Regions from separate parts of the Homo sapiens genome. Here region 2 is linked to region 1. Evidence: chromatin loops called from intact Hi-C (ENCODE). Cell type or tissue: PC-3. All regions are shown on one strand. Each heading gives the region's core, and the rest is flanking DNA. Links, peaks and the distances in the headings are about the cores only. Region 1 overlaps LOC105371557 (a long non-coding RNA gene). Region 2 has its middle 27 kb from the start of ADORA2B.

Region 1 (9,140 bases), core at 3,387-5,886:
GTGGTGAAGGCTCCTGCCACATCTCCCCTGTATCTGCTCAGTCAGAGTCTTTAGCTGCCTCCCCAGATCTGACTTCTGTTTCTCCAGCTTGATCACATTACCTAGAAATAGACAATTCAGACAGGCCTTGGAAGAGTTGTGAGACTCTTGAGAGAAGATAAGTCAGGTAGCAAAGGGGCAGCTCCACATGCCACAGCAGGTGTTCAAATCTACTCTAAATGCATTCTACTCTAAATGCAACTTTTAGCAATTTCAATTTACCCTGCAAAGAGGGGCTGGAAGCAGCAAGTTCCTCCAAAATAGGGAACACGATGATCTGAAAAACACATGGTGCATATTGAGGTTACAGTCTCAGCAGACAGGATGCACAACCAAATAGCACTACGGGAAGAGGCCTCCTTGGCCACACACACTTGCACACCGAGCCCGGCCTCCCTCGCACTCACACGCAATCATCCTGAGTGTCCTTTATTGCTGTGAGATAGAGGCTTTCACATAACAGAGCACATGACTGCTTATTCCTCCTGTGGTTTGTAAAGCACTTTCCAGAGTCGTGGGTCTCAACGGCAGTTAAGCCTCTGAATCATTGGTGAAGCTTTTCAAAAGCACTGATGTTCTAGTCCACACTCCAGACACCTGGAGGCAGAATCTCCAAGGGCAGACAGAACCCGAGGATGTGTGCATTTGACATCTTCCCAGGTGGCTTGCCTGCCTCTCCCTACTTAAGGACACCTGCAACCCTTCGTTCTCCTCGCCTCCAATTCTCTCCATATGGCTATCAGAGTCATTCGAGTTTAAATCTGATGGTGTCAGTCACCAAGCTGAAATTCCTCAATAGGTCCTCATGCTCTAACCTAGAGCAGTTTTCTATGAAGGCTGTGAATCAGAATCACCAGAGAAGGCTAAAAAGATGCTTGTGGGCAGGTCCTACCCCAGCAGTTCTAGTTCTAGTGGGCCTGGGAGTCTGAGTCTGGGATTATTCTGCTGAGTAGAAAACACCCCCTAATTTCCTTTCATTTTTCAGTCCATTTCTCTCCCATCAGGATCTCATGGGAAGGAGTGATCGGTCTAGGGCTGTGTCTCGGGGTCTCTGAGCAAAAAGATATCTGAATAATACTTCAAAATCCTTTTAAAAAGTTTAACAGCTTTTCAAAAGATGGCTTGGGTTATTGTCAGTCCTGGATATATGATGATATAACCACAGGGGTGGGCCTAAATTTTGCTGTGGACATTAATTATACACTGGTTTTCTTGGTGTGTCTGTGCTGACTTTTAAGGATTTAGGGACAATACAACCCCATTCTCAACAGCAAAATATCACAAAAACAAAAACAAAACAGAACAGAACTTGTCTTCTTTGACTTTTCTTCACAATCATGGTGCTGGGTTTGGAAGGATACACTGATGATAATGGTGTCCAGGTTTTCAGCTGTATCCTGAGAACAGCCTGGATGGCACCGACACTGAATGCTGAGGTTCCACAGTTCTACTGCGTGTCATGTTCAAGAAGAAACGAGGCAGGTGCTGTCAACTCTCACTCTAACCAACTAATCAATATCTGGAATACACAGTCAATTCTCAGGTTCGTGCACAGAGTTGCATCTGGCAATATCTCCATAAAACAAGCAAGTCTCATCAGCAGTGGAAACTCATTCTTCCCATTTCCTTCTTCCTAACACTGAGGAAGTATTTTTAAATTTTTCCTCAGTCTCCTGATCTGCACAACCTGCCTTGCCTGCAACGTTAACCATTCTCACACCTTACAGCCTTTCGAAACCTAGGAGCCGACCAGCACTAACCAAGAAGGATTTAATATTTTCCTGACCTGAGATGATGTGCACGTACGTGTCTTTGGTTTTCAGTCTCACAATAATGTTGCCCACTGCTTTTTAAAATTGGCCGTCTTCTCATGAATCCATAAATTTGGCTGCTTTTCCATCTTTTCCACAGCTGCATCACACTCTACAGATGTCCCTTTAGCATGTCAGGGCAGCTTTACATACATATTGTTGAACTTCCTCTCCCTTTCTCTGATGTACTGTGTTGTCGATTCAGTAACTCAGGCTTAACAGCACAGGAGCTCATGCCTTCAAGAAACTTCCGTAACATACGTGTCTTCTCTGCAGGTCTCTCTCAGCCTCCCTGCGCTTAGGGACAGTGGACAGCACTGCAGCACTGCAGCACTGCACTTGGGGCCATTTTAAACAGCGAAGTCACCAAAACCACGCAAAAAAATGCTAAAAGCACAGTACTAAACAGACCATGGAAAAGACATATGTACAGTATGAGAAGGTAAAGTGTCTGTCTGACCTCAGTGGGGAGCATAAGCACTGGATGACTCAACGTTTTCACTTCTCTGTGCATGTCCAAAAATGACAAAAATGACTCAGTGGAAGTACTCTGCCTGTTGATTTGGGGGTTAAAATACATTTGAGCAGCTGGGCGCAGTGGCTCATGCCTGTAATCTCAGCACTTTGGGAGGCCAAGGCGGGTGGATCACCTGAGGTTGGGAGTTCAAGACCAGCCTGACCAACATGGAGAAACTCCGTCTCTACTAAAAAAATACAAAATTAGCCGGGCATGGTGGCGCATGCCTGTAATCCCAGCTACTCGGGAGGCTGAGGCAGGATAACCTCCGGTGAGCCAAGATTGCACCATTGCACTCCAGCCTGGGCAACAAGAGCAAAACTCCATCTAAAAAAAAAAGAAATTTTTAGCAAGCAGGTGAATTCACAAATGTGCAATCTGTGAATCTGTGAATAAGGAGGATCAACTGCACGGTGTGGGGAACTTCTCAGGCAACTGACCAGGCTATTCTTAGTAATGATTGGTGTGACCTAAATGCTTTGCCCATTAAACCTTTTTTTTTTTTTTTTTTTGAGGCAGAGTTTCACTCTGTTGCCCAGGCTAGAGCGCAATGGTGTGATCTCAGCTCACTGCAACCTTCACCTCCTGGGTTCATGTGATTCTCCTGCCTCAGCCTCCTAAGTAGCTGGGATTACAGGCACCCGCCACCTCACCTGGCTAATTTTTGTATTTTTAATAGAGACAAGGTTTCATCATGTTGGCCAAGTTGGTCTCAAACTCTTGACCTCAGGTGATCCACCCACCTCGACCTCCCAAAGTGCTAAGATTACAGGCGTGAGCCACCACACCTGGCCATGTCCATTAAGTCTTTTGTCACAAAAGCGAAGCACATTAGATGTGATAATTTGATAAGGCTCATTTGGACAAAGCAGGCAACGTTTAATCCCTTTTAAAAATTTCTTTTCCCAAGTCAAAGTAAACAATGAGCTCATAAGCCACATAATGATGCCTCTTCAGCAACTAAGTGGCCAACATCTGTAAGTTACTTGATATCCTACCATCAATGGCACACATGCAGGAATTGTTTTCTTCCTTAGACCAAGAGCACACATTTTTCATCCACTCTGACACCTATCATCCAACTCTATCAGCTCCAAGAGACAACACATTGTCAATGCTTGGTGACAACACAGTGTCAATGCTTGGCAAGGTATTTCTTCTGAATAACCCATTCCTACCCCACAGAATGTCCTTAGGAAAAGTCCCTGTGAACTCTCACACAGTCACAGCTGAAGTGTCCCAACTTGTGGCCTCCAAGCCGATCAGGCTGCTCAGAGACAGTGGCAGCAGCATGGCTCACACACAGCACATCTAGCACAGACAAGAAACATTTGTGGCTGGGTACAGTGATTCACATCTGTAATCCCAGTGCTCTGGGAGACTGATTTGGGACAATCGCTTGAGCCCACAAGTTTGAGGCTGTGGTGAGTATGGTCATACCACTGCACTCCAGTCTGGGAAACAGACTGAGACCCTCTCTCTAAAACAACAACAAACAACAAAGCATTTGCTATTTTTCACAGTCACTTATGTTACTTACTCTTTTCTTCTGTTATCCAGTTTTCAACTTAGTTTAAGAGATTAATGATTGTTTCTTAGGTGACATTCTTCCCGGGAGATTATAGCACACTCAAATGAAAGACTCTTCATAAACCCCAGCCAACACACGGTCAAAAACCTTCCCACAGTCACCCACTGCTGCTGGGTTCTTTAGTGTCCTACTCACTTCCAATCCACATTTCACCTGGGCTTGACCCCACTTATTTTTTAGCTCACTGATAAGTTGAGTACTGTGTAACTTGATAACCCAGTGCTGTTCCACCTGATCTTCCAGTGCAAACATGGTTTCTTTCATGTCTTTGATCTCTGCATCACTCTCTGATGATGCTTCTTGCAGCTTTAGGCTGGTTCTGTTTAGCTGTTCTGCTTGGTGATTACACATCTCCTTCAGGTATGAATAATCTTTTTCCACTTAAAATAAAAGGAAAGTTCCCTGGTCAGTTTAACAACAAAGTTCCCGCAGCGATCAGTCCACTACAAGCCAAAGCCCCATCATGACACAATATACCCATGTAACAAACCTGTACACGAACCCCCTCAATCTAAAATAATACATCACAAAAAACCCCTGGCAAGTCAGCAGCAGGCTCATGGACACAGTGGCAAAGACGCCTTTGGCATGTGCTGTTTCTTGCATTATTAGCCTCAGAAACAGCCGAGGCCACGAACAGTCAGAGAAACATGATGTATGCTTCCAAATGGCTGGATTCTGTACCCCTTCCTACAAGCGAAAGGGAAATCTGCACGCATTTAAATATTCCTCTTTCCTGCAGCTGGGGGAGCAGTGCTTCCCTGGGAGGCACTGGCCCTGTACCAAGAGGGCTGCCTGGTGTGGCCGCCCCACCGCACATCAGCTATGGGGTGGCGCCCTCTGCTGCTGAGCTGTGAACAACGCCCCTGAAGCAAGGCTGATCTTCAATCTCCTTAGCCATAAGATACTTAGCAGTAAGTTACAATGTTTCTTTAGAGAAATACACTATGAACCTGATAGAGAACCACAGTGGAAGGCACAGAGCACTGAAACATACACATACCAGAAGCAGAAAAGTGGCACAGTACAGTCCTTCCACCTGTTCAATTTTTGATTGTTAATATTCTAAATATACAGGAAACTACCAAGAATAATGATAAACAGGTACTCAGACTTAACAATAGTTAAATTTTGCCACATTTGCAAAATCTTTTTATTCTAGGAAGAATTTTTTAAAGCTTCAATGTACCCTCCCACCTCAGAGAGTAATAAGCATTATCCTAAAATTGCTATGTGGTCATCCCTTGAATGGTTTTTCACTTTTACTATATATGTATGTATCCATGATAATGCCTAGTATTGTTCTGGGTGTTTTGAGTGTTTTACACAATGTTATATATACTATATTGTGCTTTTAGAGTGTCGGGTTTGTAACATGGTAATATGCTCTATCCCTCACCATCTATGCTTATTATGCCCTTGCACCTTGCTTTTAGCTGTGTTTTCAAAATGTATCCATACTGGTACACATCCTGCTAGGTGGCTACTTTAGTTGCTGCATAGTATTCCACTGTCTTCAGAAGAAACTATCAACAGAGTAAACAGACAACCTATAGAATGGGAGAAAATATACATTGTTAAGGTATATATTAACAAAGGGAAGCCAGGCAGGTGGCTCAGGACTGTAAACCCAGCCCTTTGGGAGGCCGAGGTGAGTGGATCACCTGAGGTCAGGAGTTCGACACCAGCCTGGTCAACATGGTGAAAACTCCGTCTCTACTAAAAAATACAAAAAATTGGCCAGGCACGGTGTCTCACGCCTGTAATCCCAGCACTTTAGGAGGCCGAGGCAGGTGGATCACTTGGTCAGGAGATCGAGACCATCCTGGCCAACAGGGTGAAACCCTGTCTCTATCAAAAATACAAAAATTAGCTGGGCGTGGTGGCATGTGCCTATAATCCCAGCTACTTGGGAGGCTGAGGCAGGAGAATCACTTGAACCAGGGAGTCAGAAGTTGCAGTGAGCCGAGATTGCGCCACTGTACTCCAGCCTGGTGACAGAGTGAGACTCTGTCTTAAAAAACAAAAAACAAAAAATTAGCCAGGTGTGGTACCAGGCGCCTGTAACCCCAGCTACTTGGGAGGCTGAGGCAGGAGTATCGCTTGCACCCTGGAGGTGGAGGCTGCAGTGAGCCATTGCACTCCAGCCTGGGCAACAAGAGTGAAACTCCATCTAAAATAAATAAATAAAAATAAAAAGGAACGCAGCAAGAAGATATAACAATTATAAATTTATATAAACCTAATAGCAGGATCCCAAAGTATATTTTTAAAAATTGACAGAATGAAAGGGAGAAATACTCTTACACTAATACTAGGACATTTCAATACTTCACTTTCAATAATAGAACAACCAGACAGATCAATAAGAAAATACAGGACTTGAACAACACTACAAACCAACTGGACACAACAGACACATACACAACACTCCACCCCACAACAGGAGAATACACATTCCTCTCAAGTGCACATGGTACGTTCTCCAGGATAGACCACATGTTAGGCCACAAAACAAACCTTAACACATTCTTAAAAATTTAAAATAATTCAAAGTATCTTTTCTGATCACAATGTTATAAAACTACAAATCAATAACAGAAGGAGAACTGGAAAATTCACACATGTGGAAATTAAACACACTCTTTCTCAACTGGTCAAAGAAGAAATGACAAGGGAAATTTGAAAATATCTTGAGACAAAGGAAAATGAAAAGGCAACATGCCAAAAGTTATGGGATACAATAAAACAATGTGAAGAGGGAAGTTTATGTAAACGCATACACTGAAAAAGAAGAAACATAACCAGATCATAACCTAATTATACACCTTGAGGAAATAGAAAAGGAAGAGCAAACCAAACCCAAAGCTAGCAGATGGAAATAATGATTACAGCAGAGATAAACAACATACAGATGGAAAAACAATAGAGAAAATCAACAAAACCAAAAGCTAGCTCTTTAAAAGATCAACAAAATTAGCAACACATTAGCTAGACTAATAAAAAGACTCAAATTATCAAAATCAGAAATGAAATTTGTTAAGAAAAAGAGAAAACTCAAACTATCAAAATCAGAAAGGAAATTTACTAAGAAAAAGAGAGAAGACTCAAATTATTAAAATCAGAAGTGAAATTGGAAACAGTATTACTTATTTTATGAAAATAAAAAAGATTATAAGAGAATACTATGAACAGCAGTATACCAATAAATTTTATAACCTGGATAAAATGGGCATATTCCTAGAAACACACAATCTACCAAAACTGACACATTAAGAAACAGAAAATCTGAATAGACCTACAACTGGTGAGGAAGTGAGGAGACTGAATCAGTAATAAGAAACCTACTGGCCGGGTGTGGTGGCTCACACCTTTAATCCTAGCACTTTGGGAGGCCGAGGCGGGCAGATCACTTGAGGTCGGGAGTTCAAGACCAGCCTGACCAACATGGAGAAACCCTGTCTCTACTAAAAATACAAAAATTAGCCAGGTGTGGTGGCACATGCCTGTAATCCCAGCTACTCAAGAGGTTGAGGCATGAGAATCGCTTGAACCCGGGAGGCAGAGGTTGCAGTGAGCCGAGATTGTACCATTGGACTCCACCCTGGGCAACAAGAGCAAAACTTTGTCAAAAAAAAAAAAAAAAAAAAAAACAATGACAAGCACAAGACCAGATTGCTTTACTAGTGAACCCCACCAAAACATTTAAAGAATCAACTCTAATTCTTCTCAAACTCTTCCCAAAAATCAAAGAGGAGGGAACACTTCCTAACTCATTCTATAAAGTCAGCATTACACTGATACCAAAGCCCAATGAAGCCATCACAAAAAAGAAAATTACAGACCAATATGCCTTAAGTATTTAGATGCAAAAATTCTCAATAAAATATTAGCAAAGTGAACCCAACAGCATATCAAAGAAATTATTCACCATAACCAAGTGGAATTTATTCCTGGAGTGCAAAGATGGTTCAACATAAAAAAAACAATCAGTAAAATGCACCACATTAAAAAAATTAAAAGGCCAGGCATGGTGGCTCATGCCTGTAATCCCAGCACTTTGGGAGGCTGAGGCGGGTGGATCATGAGGTCAGGAGATCAAGACCATCCTGGCTAACATGGTGAAACCCCATCTCCACTAAAAATACAAAAAATTAGCCGGGTGTGGTGGCGGGTGCCTGTAGTCCCAGCTACCTGGGAGGCTGAGGCAGGAGAATCGCTCAAACCCAGGAGGCAGAGGTTGCAGTGAGCCGAGATTGCACCACTGCACTCCAGCCTGGGTGACAGAGTGAGACTCCATCTCAAAAAAAAAAGGAAAAAAATTACAGAAAAAACTATGTTCATCTCAGTTGATGCAGAAAAAACAATTTAAAAAATCCAATACTTTTTCATGATAAAAACACAAGAAACTAGGGTAGAAAGTAACTTCCCTATCATGATAAAGGCCATATTTGAGAATCCCACAGCTAACAACATTCTCAGTGGTGAAAGAGTGAAAGCTTTCCCCTAAGATCAGGAACAAGATCAGGATGCACACATGTCACTTCTCTTCAACATAGCCAGAGCACTTATGCAAGAAAAAGAAATAAAGATATAAACATTGGAAAGGAGAGCATAAGAATATCTCTGTTCACAGACAACATAATCTTCTATGTAAAAAACACTAACAATTCCACTCAATGGGGAAAAGGACAGTCTCTTCAACAAATTACGCTGGAAAAACTGGCTATCCATGTGCGTGAATGAAGCTGAATCCTTATCTGACACCATATACAAAAATTAACTCAAAATGGGCTACAGGCTAAAACTATAAATGTTTTAAAAGAAAACACAGGAGAAAAATCTCCATCAACTGAATTTGGAAATGATACTTTGGATATGGCAACAAAGGCACAGACAATGAAAGAAAAAAATTAGATAAATTGAACTTCATGAAAATTATAACTTGTTTTAATTTTAATAGGACCAAAGGATACTACTGAGAGAGTAAAAAGACAAGTCACAGAATAGAAGCAAATATTTGCAAATATTAAAACTCAACAGTAAGTAGTGTGCAAAATGAAATTAAGGGCTGTAAAAAACAATACTGAATAGGCAAAGTACTTGAGAGTTGTTAGTTGGCTCAAGAAATCTAGAGAGAAGTGGAAGTTCAAAGAACGTGGGTGGTGTTGTGTGTCTGGAC
Region 2 (9,140 bases), core at 274-2,773, 92 kb before region 1:
ATAATTGATGCTACACCCATATAATAGAATACCATGCAGCAGAAAAAAAGAATGTGGATGCTTTCTATGTATTGATAGCAATGTGTCTTGGAGACATTTGCCTAAGTGAAAAGAAAAAAACCCAAACAAAAACAAAAAGCCAGGTGCAGAATAAAATGCATAGCATGCTAACTTTGGGGTTAAAAATAAGAGGATATGATGCTACTCACATTTGCCTGTATGTGCCTAAGAAACTCTGGAAGGGTACACAAAATACTGATAACAGTAGTTACCAGTGTGTACGCATCTGGGAAGGGAAGGGAAGACTGAGTGGCACGGTCTTTCACTGTATATTTTTTCATAATTTTTTGAGTCAAGTAAAAATAAATGTTTGAATCTATTCAGAGTTAAACTTTAAGATGAAAAAGTATATAAACTGTCACAGACTTCTAATTCCCTACACAAGTCATCCTTCCTTTTTGTAACAGAACCCCAGACTAGATTTCCCACCCTTCCTTGAAGCTAGGTGTAGCCATGGGACTAATGAAATATAACAGAAAGTGTCACATGAGTCTTCTAGGAAGACATAAACTTTATTCTGTCTCCTGGGATATAGTTGTGATGACTGGAACTCTGGCAGCCATTTTCATTTATGAGGATAAATGCCACTCCCTTAAGGATGTGAGAGCTAAAAGGTGCCTGGATCCCTAATAATTTTGTGAATTCAGCATGCTAGCTTTGGAAGTTTTACCTCTGGACTTCTTTTTTTAATGAGAAGGGAGGAAGTTTCTTACCTTAAAGCACTGTTTTTCAGGACTCTATCCCTTGCCACTTAACCTAATTCTAACTGATACTGACGTGTGCTGATAAAACTACCAAAAAATATGTTAATTTTCATTACCCATTTTTGGTGTGATGATAGGACATTTTTATTTTCTTTGCGCCTTTGGTATTTTCTGTACTGAACATGTATTTTAGCATCAACTGTCACTTTAAAACAACATTTACACGATTACAGAAAATGGATCTTCTAGTTTCTGATTTTGTGTCAGGTAAATTTCACTTTCAAAGGAGATAATGACAGCAACCATCAAGAGGGATAATATCTCCAGAAGCCATTTGCAGTGGTGCTTTGTTAGCAGCAGAGATCTCATAGCATCACTGCTGCTGCAGAAGAACAGGCTGAGACCTTCCAGTTGAGTAAAAGCCGCCTGTTGCTTTAAATTGTAAGTGAGACCTAGAAGATGCTTGGAGCCAGTTCTGATTGAGATTTGCCAAATCCCCAGGCTCAGCTTGTCTGCTTTCTGGAAACAGGTTTCCATTGTCTATGACTGTCTGAAGCAGGGGAGAAATCCTCCATGGCCTGGGGAGATGGATGATAAAACTCACACGGGTGCCCCACTGGCTCACTGACTCATCCTGGAATGATCGGAAGGCCGGAAGCCTGGCACATGTTCTTGGACTCAAACATTGGTTTCCCACATTGCCATATACAAACAATTCCAGAGCGAGAGAATTTTTATAGAAGACCTGTTGAAAGTCTGAGAAGACCATCAGCAGGGAGCTCCCAGATGCCTACAGTTGTGCAATCTGTGAGTCATCCCGTTGGCCCCCTGCTGTGCTTCTCCAGCTGGGCTCGCAGCCTCCAAGGGATGAGGCCTGTCACAAATACCTGCGCGGTGCTGTGATGCACCTTTCTGGCGTGTCATTTTTATGTGAAAATTTGTGGTGGGGAAAGTCAACATTTTTTTTTTTTTTTTTTTGAGACGGAGTCTCCCTCTATCACCAGGCTGGAGTGCAGTGGCACGATCTTGGCTCACTGCAACCTCCACCTCCCAGATTCAAGTGATTCTCCTGCCTCAGCCTCCTGAATAGCTGGGACTAATGGCACGTGCCACCACACCCAGCTAATTTTTGTATTTTTAGTAGAGACGGGGTTTCACCATGTTGGCCAGGATGGTCTCAATCTCTTGACCTTGTGATCTACCCGCCTCAGCCTCCCAAAGTGCTGGGATTACAGGCGTGAGCCACTGTGGCTGGCCTGAAAGTAGTCACTTTTATATGAAACAATCATTGCTATGTCATAAGGGGAACAGAAACTTTTATTTATTTTGTATAAATTTAGGGGATACGACTGCAGTTTTGTTCCATGGGTATACTGAACAGTGGTGAAGTCTGGGCTTTTGGTATAGCCATCACCTGAATAGTGTACATTGCACCCATTAAGTAACTTCTCATGCCTCACTCTCCCTTCCGCCTTCGCACCCTTCTGTGTCTCCCGTGTCTATTATTCCACTCTGCATGTCCATGTGTACATATTATTTAGCTCCCATTTATAATGAGAACATTCAGTATTTGAGTTTCTGAAAACTCTGAAGCATTTATAAGGCTTCAAAATAAAAGATTTCAAAAAAAAATTACTGTAGTACACAGCTTCAAACTGTGTTCTGAGACCCCCTGGGGGCCACTGGGGTACTTTGGTCTAGGGAAAAGGTTTAAAACTCTGGCTTACAGGATTTCACGCTGACGCTAATTGAAACTGTCTTTGGGTCTGTATTACAATCAATCTTGTCTAGACACATTCACCCAATTTCTTCATGAACAAAGGTTTTCTTTAAAAAAATTATTTTTATTTTTTATAAAAAGTGGCTGGAGAAAGTGGGTCTTTTCCATCCTGTACACCCAGCTGGCCACTGGAGCCTCCTCTGCCCCCACCTGGCATCCCACCTGGCCTCCCTTCCCTTCCCTTCCCACCCACTGGGCACATCCACTGCTGTACCTGGTGGCTGTCTCCTGACCTCAGGAGGCTCAACCCTTGCAACATGCCTACCACTGGGCTTCAAGGCACCCATTTCCTGCTGAGGAGGTGGTGCCAGGACACACTAGGTGACCAAAGACACAGGTACCTGCCCTGGCACAGCTTGTAGTCCCTGGTTGAGGGTGGGAAACAGACATTCACCCCAAAATGACACCCATAGCTGGAGAGTTAAACATCTGATGATGGCCCTGAAGGAAAAATTAAGGCCACATTTTTTCAGGGAGCCCAGTTTAATTGGGGTGGGGGAATGGAGAGGTGTTTCTCTAAGGCAGTCTTGCTTTAGGTAGTCCTGAAAGGTGAGTAGAAGCTGGCAGGTAGAGGACAGATGCAGGAATGACTCAACGGGTTGCAGTGGGATTGGATGGGCACCTCCTGAAGGCTTTGGCTGGAAAATTCAGGTCAAATAATCCAAATTGGTTCCTACCAGGGCCTGGAATAGGCCACTGGGCTTTAGAACAAGACACCTCCAGTGGGTGCCATGGTTGTAGGATGGCAGGGAGCCCATCACAGTTTCCTTCCCCAAGAGGTGGCAACGAGGAGGTCACACTGCATCTGGAGTGTATCTGCTTAGGGCTGCCAGCAGTCAGGCTGGGCACTGGACAGCTGCCCAGGAAGCAGAGGAGAAAATAAACCTCCTCCTGGAGACTGAGAAGAGCCATAAACCGGATGTTGGTGGTGGGGGCTCAGGACCTGCCTGGGTGGTTCACTCAGGCTTCACTATTTGCTCCTCCTGCCTGGGCCTCTGGCTGTCCCCTGTCACACAGAGTGACCTGCCTGTCCCAAGGCTCTTACACGGCTGCCAGCAAAATCTGAAATTCAGATAAACAACCAATAATTCCTGAGTCTGTCCCAAATATTGCAGGAGGTGTACTTACGCTAAGAAATTATTCACTGTTGGCCAGGCGCGGTGGCTTACACCTGAATCCCAGCACTTTGGGAGGCCGAGGCGGGTAGATCACGAGGTCAGGAGTTTGAGACCAGCCTGGCCAACATGGTGAAACCCCATATCTACTAAAAATACAAAAATCAAACGGGCGTGGTGGCACTCGCCTGTAATCCCAGCTACTCGACAGGCTGAGGCAGGAGAATCGCTTGAATCCGGAAGGCGGAGGTTGCAGTGAGCCGACCTCAAGCTACTGCACTCCAGCCTGAGTGGCAGAGCAAGGCTGTCTCAAAAAAACAAACAAAAAGAAATTATTCATTGTTTATCTGAAATCCAAATTTAATTGGGCATCCTGTGTTGTATGTGGTGACTGTACTCAGCCTACAAACTAGGCCCCTACCGGAGGAAAGGTTTAAGACTCCGACTTTTAAGGGGCCAGAAGACGCAAAAGAAGATATAAGCCCACAGCAATGCACTGAATGTTTGTGTGCCCCTCTCCAAATTCCTCTGCTGAAACCTGAACCAAGGTGAAGGTATAAGGAGCTGGGGCCTTGGGGAGGTGACCAGGTCATGAGGATGGAAGGATTCCTGCCCCTGTAAGAGGCCAGGAGCAGCTCCCTCTGTCCAAGTGAGGACACAGCAAGAAGGTGGTCTTGGGCAACCGGGAAGAAGGCCTTTTCCAGAGCCCGACCACGCTGCCACCCCGAGCGCAGACTCCCAGGACCACGAGATAGCAATGTTGTTTCTAAGCTGCCCAGTCTAAGGTGCCTCGCGACGGCCACCTGGACGTACAATCACCCACAAGGATACGGAGGAGGACAGCCCGGGCCCAGTGCAGGCTCGAGAGGGAGGGAGGGACAGCGGCAGGAGGCGGGGCTGGGACCGAGCCCGAGCACTCGCCTGGACAGGCGAAGTTTGGGGTGGCCTCCTGTGGCAGGGGGTTGGGGAGCCTAAGCCAAGGAGCCGAGTAGGCGGTGACTGCGCGCCCCTGCCCGCGCCAGGCCCGGAGCGGTCGTCTGTTGAATGGAGCCCCTGATGCGACCAGCATGGGCCAGGCTAGGCAGGGGCAGGAGCCCTTCGGCAGAGCCCCCGTCACCGGCGCGGAGCCGCAGCCTGGGGAGGCCCCTGCCGCTGGAGTCCGGCCCCGGGAGCGCGAGATTGCTGGGCATCCCTGTTCCCTAGCCCGGAGCCCCGCCTAGGGGAGCCCTCCAGTGCCTGCGGGGGCAGGGCTGGGCAGGGGGAAGGGGTCCTCGGGCGTCAGACCCCAGCCCAGCCTGCACCGTCCACATGGTGCAGGGGCGCGGTCCCAGGATGGGCGGCCGCAGCCCTGAGGAGATTTGGCTGCGCCGGCTCAGCCTGGCGCCTTGTGGGCGCCCCTTGGGAGCCCTGAGGGAACGTGCCCCTCGAGACTCCGAGACTCCGTGGGTACCGCTGTCCCCGCCTAGCCCCCTCTTCAAGAGGACACCAGCGTACCGTGGCAGGCACGGTCTGGCTCTGTTGCCCAGGAGGGAATGCAGTGGCACAATCAGATCTCACTGCAGCCTCTATCTCTCGGGTTCAAGCGATTCTCCCGCCTCTGACTCCCAAGTAGCTGGGACCACAGGCGCCACCACGCCCAGCTCATTTTTAGTTTTTTGTGGAGATGCAGTCTCGTTTTTGTTGCCCAGGCTGGTCTTGAACTCCTGCTCAAGCCATCCTCCCATGTTGTCCTCCCAAAGAGCTGGGAAGCCACTGTGCCCGGCCTTGTTTTTCAATTAAGAGATCACAGCAAGTGCTCCTCCTTCTCCAGGACAGGTGGCCGATGGTGGAGCATTGAGCAGTGGCTAGGAGTGCAGGCTTTGGTGCCAGATCACTTAGGTTTAAATCCTTGCTTTGCCTTCTCCAAGCTGAGCTGCTTTAGGCAAATTATTGAGCCTTTCTGTGCCTCAGTTTCCTGGTCTATAAAATGGTCTGGCAATGACCTAATTCACTGGTGCCACAACCCCTTCTAAGGGAGGAGACCACCCCTCATACTGTCTTATGCCCAATTTCTGCCTCCAAAGAAAGAATTAAAAACTAAAAGGCAGAAATGAAATCCACAGGCAGACAGCCTGGCACCACTCCCTGGGCCTGGTAATTAAAGATTGACCCCTGATGTAATTGGTTATGTTATCTATAGATTACAGACACTGTATAGAAAAGCACTGTGAAAATCCCTGTCCTGTTCTGTTCTAATTACCGACGCAGGAGCTTGCAGACCCCAGTCATGTACCCCCCCTCCTTGCTCAGTTGATCACGACCCTCTCACGCGGACCCCCCTTAGAGTTGTGAGCCCCTAAAAGGGACAGGAGTTGTTCACTCAGGAGCTCAGTTGTTGGAGATGTGAGTCTTGTCGAAGCTCCTGGTCGAATAAAGCCCTTCCTTCTTTAACTCGGTGTCTGAGGGGTTTTGTCTGTGACTTGTCCTCCTACACTTCAACTCAGGGGCTGGCTCAGACCCACAGTCCTGCTGGGCTTCCAGCTGCAGTAGCACAAAGCTGCAGTCCCCAGGAAGGTTGACTTGTTTGGGAGAAGCCTGATTCCCATCCCAGGACACATAACAGCCTGCAGCTCATCCCGCTTACCACTGCCTTTGGAGGGAGACAGCTCTGGGCTGCAAGAGTCTTCGCCTGTTCGTAAGCAGGCAGCCATAGTGAGTGCCATGTGACCCCCCCACCCCAGCTGACAGCCAGGGCAGCCGACTGCTGACTGGTTAGTGACCCGTGAGGTGATCCCATGTGAAAATCAGTGCCTGCTCAGGCAGAATGGGGAGACCTATCGCAGGCCAATCTGATTCTTCAGCTTGTGTGACGGTTAACTTTATGTGTCAACTTCACTGGGCCAAGGGATGTCCACATAGCTGGTTGGACATTGTTTCTGGGGTGGCTGTGAGGGCGTTTCTGGAAGAGATTAGTATTTGGGTTGGTGAACTAAATCAAGCAGATACCCTCCCCAATATCAGTGGGCATCACCCAATCCACTGAGGGCTTAAATATAACCAAAAGGTAGAGGAATATTTAATTCTTTAGGCCTTTGAACATCACCACTGGCCTTCCTGGGTCTCCACTTGGACACGGCAGACTGTGGGACTTCTCAGCCTCCATAGTCACATGGGGCAGTTCTGTATAATTAATCTCATTCCCTTTCTGTCCACCTGTCTATCTATCACCTATCTATCTCCTATTGGGGCTGTTTCTCTGGAGAACCTTGACTAACACAGCTTGGTAACTATAACTAGAAAATACAGAAAGATTCCATGGATTGTTAATGGGTGGAGAAAGAAAGAAGAGATGACTATGGCAGGCAGAATAATGGTCCCCAGAGATGTCCACTCCTGAGTCCCTGGAACCTGTAAATGTGTTAGCTTACATGGCAGAAGGGACTCTGCAGATGTGATTAAGGTTAGAGACCTTGCAATAGAGAGAATAGCCTGGATTCTCCAGATAGGCCCAATCTACTTAACATGAGTCCTTAAAATCAGAGCGCCTTTCGCAGCAGCAGAGAACCAGGGGAGATGTGACTGGAAGAACAGCCACAGAGGCAACGCTGCTGGCTTTGAAGATGCAGGAAGGGGCCACAAGCTAAGGAATGCAGGAGGCCCCTGGAGGCTGGGAATGGCAAGAAGGCGGATTCTCTTCTAGAGCCTCCAGGAAGGAAGCTGCACTGTGACACCTTGATTTTAACACAGTGAGGCTATGCTGCACTTCTGAACCCCAGGACTGTGAGATACCAAGTTCCTGTTGTTTTAAGCCACTGAGTTTGTGATAATTTGTTACAACAGCCACAGAAAGCGAATACAATGACAGTGAGCAGTCATGACTCAGCCCGAGGTAGTCACGAAATGAGGGTTGCCCCAAAAGACCTGAACTTTGAGGAGAGTTGCCTAAGAAGTTAGGATCTAAAGTCAGTGCACAAGTTGGAAATTCTCCTGTGTCAGTTGCCATCAAGCTACCATCTGGAACATCTAAAAATCCTCTCAAATGGCCCCAACACAGCCAAGTTTTCCTCCAGGGATGCGCTGAGCATTAGATGAAACAGTTAGCTTGCAGTTAAGGTCCATACTGTATCCAAACAAACAAGCAAGCAAAGAAAGCTTTAAATACTGAAACTGCACTCAATGTCATGGGACACTTACACAATGGGTGACCCACAGGAGCTGAGGCTGTAGACAGACCAGCTATATGGTTCATGCTTGCTCTGGGGCACATGATTATTGGCTGCAATGGCAGGTGACAATAGACACATCCTGTTTTTTTTAACAGCTGGGCACAGTGGCTCACACTTGTAATCTCAGCACTTTGGGAGACTCGGATGGGAGGATCACTTGGGGCCAGAGGTTTGAGGCTAGCCTGGGCAACAAAGCAAGAGCCCTCTCTCTACAAAAAGTAAAAATATAAAAAGTCAGCTGGGTGTGATGGCATGCATCTGTAGTCCTAGCTACTTAGGAGGCTGAGGTGGAAGGATCCCTTGATCCCAGGAGTTCAAGGTTCTAGTGTGCTAGGATCATGCCACCACACTCCAGCATGGGCAAGAGAGTGAGATTGTCTCAAAGAATTTTTTTTTGAATTAACCTTATTTTTTCTTCCAACTATAGGTGGTCAAATGTGTGGGAGTAAAATGTGTGTTTGAAATGCCTTCCCAGGACTCAGTATGGCTCATTTTCCTCCTTGCCATGAGCTGCATGTCCCCATGATTCGGGGCAGCCCGCCTAGGTGCCTGTTCCTGGCTATCAGAAGAGCACAGTGAAGTCCTCCTGCCCCTGAGAAGATCGAAGACTCTGCTGTGGTCAAGGTTCCTTCTCCAGCCATATGTGTTGTCTAGGATTAGACTTTTCAAACAGTGGCCAGGCCTTCTGAGGTCACATGTAGCAGTAAAAGCAAGCTGTGGCTAACTTTTCCCATGTTCCATTTTCTGTTTTGCTATTTTTCTGATATGAGGGTAATGATCTGGTTTAAAGGGTGATATAAATAGTAACCCAGATGGACATATGGGAGGGGTGACGGGACCGGCCCTTTGGCCAACACTGCAAGATGTCCAGGCCAAATTTTTTTATAGCATATTTTTCATAATCTAGAAAAATGTTGGTAAGGTTTTAATAAGGCAGGTGAGTCAAGTTACAATGTATGAATTTAATGAGTTTGGAAGGTTCAGAGATTCTGCTTGGAAATGTATTGTGTCCATTCATGATACCATAAGTGATAGTAGCAGAGAAAGAAGGAAAAATGACAAAGGTCTTAGAATGGCCAGGTTTTGAGTTTCCCTCCAGGGGTCCTTCTTGTTTGCAATTCTGGGATTTTCACCATCAAGCTGGAAAAGCTGGAAACAACTGTTGACAAGACTGACTGCAGCTCTGAAACCAGGCTGGATGCGGAGGTGTTTATTCCTTGAGTTCAGTGAAGAATTCCAAGTCAGAATGACCATCAGTGGGAGCTGGATATTTCCA

Evidence for each region. A loop is a pair of places that touch in the nucleus more often than their neighbours do. Peaks named below come from ENCODE experiments on the same cell type or tissue, not always from the same donor. Only the 100,000 strongest peaks of a DNase experiment are listed, where the experiment ranks them.
Region 2: it touches region 1 in a loop (5-fold over the local background); 1 of 110 quality-filtered maps calls a loop at or near these places.

Annotation. Positions count from the first base shown.
Region 1 is chr17:15,824,567-15,833,706 of GRCh38, reverse strand. It overlaps LOC105371557 (a long non-coding RNA gene), which reads left to right. Exons shown (of 4, transcript XR_934263.3): 4 at 2,127-2,195. It also overlaps the pseudogene SPECC1P1. Among named protein-coding and RNA genes, the nearest start is that of LINC02087, 11 kb to the right of the region's middle. RefSeq lists an enhancer at 4,618-4,912. In PC-3, for the core only: CTCF peaks have their summits at 4,606 and 4,808 (motif pointing left); a DNase peak (open chromatin) is centred at 4,806; H3K4me3 peaks cover 311 bases; H3K27ac peaks cover 1,132 bases.
Region 2 is chr17:15,913,322-15,922,461 of GRCh38, reverse strand. It overlaps a transcript of ADORA2B not described here. Among named protein-coding and RNA genes, the nearest start is that of ADORA2B, 27 kb to the left of the region's middle. In PC-3, for the core only: no CTCF peak of the experiment used is centred there; a DNase peak (open chromatin) is centred at 1,401; H3K27ac peaks cover 2,500 bases.